2 separate regions of the Homo sapiens genome follow, and region 2 is linked to region 1. A link is an interaction called in ENCODE POLR2A ChIA-PET data of the cell type or tissue named here. Cell type or tissue: MCF 10A. All regions are shown on one strand. Links, peaks and the distances in the headings refer to the core of each region. The heading gives the core; the rest is flanking DNA. Region 1 overlaps NSMCE1 (NSE1 component of SMC5/6 complex). Region 2 overlaps IL4R (interleukin 4 receptor).

Region 1 (2,914 bases), core at 126-2,625:
GTATGCGTGTTGATGTGAGGAGCTCTACTTTGTCTTCATTGCTGATTTGAATTCTATGGGATGATTATATTGTTTTAATGTAGTTCTTCAGTTGGTAGGCATTTATACTGTTGCCAGACTTTTGTTATTACAAGGTGCTTCTGTAAAAACATATCTCCTAGGGCAAATGTGGAAGTTTCTGTAAGGTATATACCTAATAGTAGATTTCGGGGGATATGCAAATTTGCTAGTAATATCAACTGTTATCTGAAATGGTTACAATAATTTATACTCAGCCTGGAGTGGTGGCTCACACCTGTAATCCCAGCACTTTGGGAGGCTGAGGTGGGTGGATCGCTTGAGTCCAGGAGTATGAGACCAGCTGGGGCAACAGGTGAGACCCCATCTCTACAAAAAATACAGAAATTAGCCGGGCATAGTGGTGTGTGCCTGTAGTCATAGCTGCTAGGGGGTTCTGAGGTCAGAGGATCGATTGAGCCCACAAGGTCAAGGCTGCAGTGAGCTATGACTGTGTCACTTCATTCCAGCCTGGGCAACAGAGTGAGACCCTGTCTCAAAAAAAAAAAAAAAAAAAAAAAAGGAAAAGAATTTATACTCTCCCAGCAGCAGATGAAAGTTTCAGCCTCAGCCATTCTTTTAAAATTTTTGCCTGTCTGGTGGTGGCTAAGACATTCCTTCACTGTGGTTTTCATAATCATTTGTCTGATAACATTGAGATTGAGCATCTTTTTTCTGTATTTATTCATCATTTATGCATCCTCTTTTTGTAAAATTTCTGTTGCCCATTTCTCTTTTACAGTTGTGTTTCCCATGCTGATTTGTAGGAATTCCTTATATAGTCTGAATATGAATCTTTTGTATTTTGTAGCTTATGTTTGTTTTAAATGCCCTCCAGTTTGTATCCCCTAACCCCCACCTTTCTGGTATTTTTGGTGAATAGAGGCCCTTAATTTTAACAAAAGTCAAGTTTATCAGTATATTCCTTTATGACCTGTACTTTTTATATCTCTTAAAGAAATCCTTCCCTACCCTTAGGTGATAAATATATTCTCTATATTGCCTAAAAGTCTTACAGTATTTTTCCTTATTATGACCTTATCCCTTCAGAATTGATGTTTGTATATAGTATGAGGTAAGAATCAAATTTTATTCATTTTTTTACATATGGATAACAAGTTTTCCTGGCACCTTTTATTGGAAAGTTTGCTTTCATCCGCCATCAAGTATCCATATATGTATACCTTTCCGTTTCTGAGTTCTCTGTTCTGTTCCATTGATTGGTCTTATTTGTCTATCTCTGTACCATTACCACACTGTACTCGTTACTCTAGCTTTATAAGAAGTGCTTTTTTTGTTTTGGTTTGTTTTTAGACAGGATCTTACTCTGTCATCCTGGCTGGAATGCAGTGGTGCAATCATGACTCACTGTAGCCTCGACATCCCGAGCTGAAGCAGTCCTCCCACCTCAGTATCATGAGTACCTGGGACTACAGGTGCATACCATCATGCCCAGCGATTTTTTTTTTAATTTTTGTTTTTAGTAGAGACAAGGTTTCACCACATTGCCCAGGCTGGTGTTGAACTCTTGGGCTCAAGCAATCTGCCCACGTCAGCCTCCCAAAGTGCTGGGATTACAGGCATGAGCCATCGCGCCCAGCAAATATGAGAAGTCTTTATAGCTGGTAGGACAAGTCCTTCTGCCTTTATTTTCTCCCAGGAATGTCTTTGCTGTTTTGCCTTTGTGTTTTCTATGTAAATTTTTAGAATCATCTTGTCAAATCACACACACACATACACAAAGCCTCTTGGGATGCTGACTGTAATAGCATTGATTCAATTGCATTGGGTCAATTTGGTTTTTAAAGTGATTGCTGCCAACATTTCATTTTTCAGTATGATGTTTGCTGCAGGTTTTTTGTAGACGTCACTTAGTAGATAAAAGATGTTTTCTTCGATTCCAAATTTGTTTTTGGTGTAGGTACATGTTGAATTTTATCAATTGTATATTCTGCATCATTAAGATGATCATATGCTTTTTTAAAAAAACTTAGGTTTGGCAGCACACGTGAAGGTTTATTAGATAGGTAAACTCACGTCATAGGGGTTTGTTGTACAGCTTTTTTAATCAGCCAAGAATTAAGTCCAGTACCCGATAGTTATATTTTCTGCTCTTCTTCCTCCTCCCACCCTCCATCCTCAAATAGACCCCAGTGTCTGTTGTTTCCTTCCTTGTGTTCATAAGTTTTCATCATTTAACTCCCACTTATAAGTGAGAACATGTGGTATTTGGTTTTCTATTCCTGTGTTAGCTTGCAGAGGATAATAGTCTCCAGTTTCATCCATGTTCCTGCAAAAGACATCATCTCATTCTTCTTTATGGCTGCATAGTGTTCCACGGTGTATAGGTACCACATTTTCTTTATCCAGTCTGTCATTGATGGGCATTTAGGTTGATTCCATGTCTTTGCTTCTGTGAATGGGGCTGCAGTGAACATTCCCGTGCATGTGTCTTTATGGTAGAATATTTCTGTTCCTCTGGTATATACCCAGGAATGGGGTTGCTGGGTCAAATGGTAGTTCTGCTTTTAGCTCTTTGAGGAATTGCCACACTGCTTTCTACAGTGGTTTAACTAATTTACACTCCCTCCAACAGTATATAAGTTTCCCTTTTCTCTGCAACCTTGCCAGCATCTGTTATTTTTTGACATTTTGATAATAGCCATTCTGACTGATGTGAGATGGTATCTCATTGTGGTTTTGATTTGCATTTCTCTAATGATCAGTGATACTGAGCTTTTTTTTCATATGCTTGTTGACCACATGTATGTCTTCTTTTTGAAAAATGTTGGTTCATGTCCTTTGCCCAGTTTTTAATGGGGTTGTTTGATTTTCTCTCGTAAATAGTTTGCAAATA
Region 2 (2,914 bases), core at 273-2,772, 54 kb before region 1:
AAGCACGCACCCAGGGCCGCGTGCAGTGGCTCATGCCTGTAATCCCAGCACTTTGGGAGACTGAGGCAGGTGGATCACCTGAGGCCAGGAGTTCGACACCAGCCTGGCCAACACAGTGAAACCCTGTCTCTACTAAAAATACAAAAATTAGCTGGGTGTGATAGCACAGGCCTGTAATCCCAGCCACCAGGCTGAGGCAGGAGAATCACTTGAACATGGGGAGGTGGAGATTGCAGTGAGCCAAGATCGCACCATTGCACTCCAGTCTGGGCGACAAGAGCGAAACTCCGTCTTAAAAAAAAAAGAAAAAGTACGCAACCCAGATCCCTCACATGTGCAGTTCACAAAAGGGTTTGTGCTCCTGTGAGAATCATCTAATGCCTCAGCTGACCTGACAGGTGGCCGAGCTTGGGTGGTAATGCGAGCGATGGGGAGCAGCTGTAAATACAGATAAAACTTCGCTCACTCACCCGCCACTCACCTCCTGCTGTGTGGCCCTGCTGTGTGGGGACCCCTGGTCTGAGACACTGAGGAAGGTGCTCATTCATAAAATAATATGTAAAATGATTGGACTGTCTGTAAAATGGGGCTTGGAGGAACCAGTCCTGCGCTGCCCACATTCACAGTATTTCTGGGCAGATGGATGGCAGGGAGTACACCGACAATGTAAAAAAGTGGATCGATCTAAATGGCAGGTGTGTCTTCAGCACTCAGGCATAGATTTTATTGTGTTTAAACACCATGGTGAGGACTGAGGACTCTGGAGCTTCTAGGTTCACAGCCCTGCTCTGCCACCTTCAGGTGTGTGACCCTGGACAAGTCACTGAACCTCTCTGTGCCTCTGTTACTTCATCTGTAACATTTGCATGAGAGTAGCTCCTATCTGGTAGGGTTATTACACAAGTTAAATGAGACAATGCAGGTATCTGGCCCCAGCTCCCTCCCTGACCTCTGCTCCTAGACCTCTTTCTTGTTTGGTTCCATCCAACCACACCAGCTTCCTTGCTGTGGGTCAAACACACCAAGCTCATTCATGCCTCTGGGCCTTTGCACTCTCTGTTCCCACTGCCAGGATCACTCTTTCCCCAGATATCCACATGCCTTGGTATTTCAGGTCTCAGTTCAAAAGCCACTTCCTCAAAGTCACCAAGCCCAGAATGCTTTCAGCTCCATGAGGGCCCTCATTTCTGGGTCACTCATTCCCGTGTCCCCAGCCCCTGGCACTTTGGCTAAGCAAGCGTTAAGCACCTAGCCCCGGGCTGGCACTCGAGATATGTGAGCGCGTGTTACGTTCAACTTTGCTTTGCAGGCGAGAGGCTCTAAGACCCAGAACACAGCCCCTCCCCACCAGGAACTCAATTCCACCAAACCCTTGGAAGGCCCCACGGCTCCTCTTCCCCTCCCGGGACCCACTTCCTCCAACTCCAGATGCAAGCCCAGCTGGGCACCATCCTCGGCCGAGAGGTTACAGCACCCAGGCTGGCTTTAGCGCAGACCTCAGATTTCTTAAGCAAACGAGAAGAGGTGAGGAGGCCTGTGGGGGCACCTAAAGAGAGAATGAGTCAGTCAGAGCTAGACTTGAAACGTAAGAGACATCAGCACTTCTTGGAAAGGCAAGAACGGACGCATTTAGACAGAACTGTGCATGCAGAATGAGGGGTAAGCACAGGCCAGTCAGGAAGTGGAGTCTTCCGTCCTCTGTGAGTCCCTCCACCTGGCCCTCTCTTCCTCATCCCTCTCAAATGTCACCTCCTCAGGGAAGCCCTCCCTGATTCCACTTGCACCCAGCTTTGCTTTCCTTCCTAGCACAGTCTCCACCTGATAGGATATTGCAGGTCCATGTTCTCTCCTGTAAAATCCTGGGGGCCAGACATAGTTCAGAATTCAGGATGACTCAGGCTGTAGAAAGGTCACCTTGTATAAAATACCCACCGACATGCCCATCATGCAGGGCGGGAAAGCACCCAAAGATCAATTGCACTAATATCTCTGCAGAAAGACATCTGAGCATCACACCGAAGAGGATGAAGACTCTAAAAAGCCTCAAGTTTAGCTTCAAAATGAGTTATGAAAAACTTTCGGTTTTCAGAAATCGTGGATTTCAGAATAACAGATAAAGCTGCCGATCTGAACATATGTATTGGTTGTACATTGCCTGTATGCTCAACTAGAATCTAAACCCCAGGAGAGCAAAGGACTTGGTCCGATGCTCTGGCACATATAGGTGCTCAATAAATTCCTGAGGAAGAAATGCAGGAGGAAGCCAGGTGCTGGATACGCAGAAGGGACTCGGTCCAAAATGCAGAGAAAAACAGCAATCACTGAGCGCCTTCCAAGGGCAAAATGTCTATACAAACTATCTCATGAATGCTCTCCCTGCAAACACCCATGACAAAACAAAGGGAGGCTCAGAGAGGTTAAACAACTTCCTCCAGATTACACAGTGGAGAGCTGGGAAGTAGCCAGCTCCGATTTAAACCTGGGATCCCCTCTTCAAGCTCAGGCCCTTCTCTCTGCCTTAAGCTCAGAGACGCAGAGCAATTTGCTGGATATCATAAAACAGTGGTGATGCACCCGGTCTGACAGTGGATCCCCCAGCCTCTGTAGCACCTCAAGCCTCTGCCGGGGCGCTCCGATCCACATTCACCAAGGGCAGGTCTGTGCAACCTCCAGACAAGCTCCTGGCCTCTCTTCTAGCCCAGCCATGGTAAGTCTAGCTAAACGTGGCTGGGCATGTCTCCACTGTGCCAGCCAGGAGGAAAACTCAGAAATGTCTTTCTTGGTCACCCCAGTGAACTGGTACAAGCAGGAAAGAATACATGGGAAGAAAAGTAGGATGGAGTCTGTCCCTCAGATGTGGACCTGAGGCAAGGCTACTGCATTCATCTCCGGGTCTCAGTTCTCACCTGCAAAA

The links. ChIA-PET counts read pairs that join two places held together with the same protein. Peaks named below come from ENCODE experiments on the same cell type or tissue, not always from the same donor. Only the 100,000 strongest peaks of a DNase experiment are listed, where the experiment ranks them.
Region 2: POLR2A ChIA-PET joins it to region 1 with 16 read pairs; 19 of 35 experiments call an interaction of 5 or more read pairs at or near these places.

Annotation. Positions count from the first base shown.
Region 1 is chr16:27,262,827-27,265,740 of GRCh38, reverse strand. The region is part of intron 1 of NSMCE1 (NSE1 component of SMC5/6 complex); the gene reads left to right. Among named protein-coding and RNA genes, the nearest start is that of NSMCE1-DT, 3.9 kb to the left of the region's middle. In MCF 10A, for the core only: no CTCF peak of the experiment used is centred there; a DNase peak (open chromatin) is centred at 1,430.
Region 2 is chr16:27,317,267-27,320,180 of GRCh38, reverse strand. All of the region lies in intron 1 of IL4R (interleukin 4 receptor), which reads right to left. Among named protein-coding and RNA genes, the nearest start is that of IL4R, 4.8 kb to the right of the region's middle. RefSeq lists a silencer at 806-855 and an enhancer at 1,217-1,416. In MCF 10A, for the core only: no CTCF peak of the experiment used is centred there; DNase peaks (open chromatin) are centred at 1,590 and 2,710.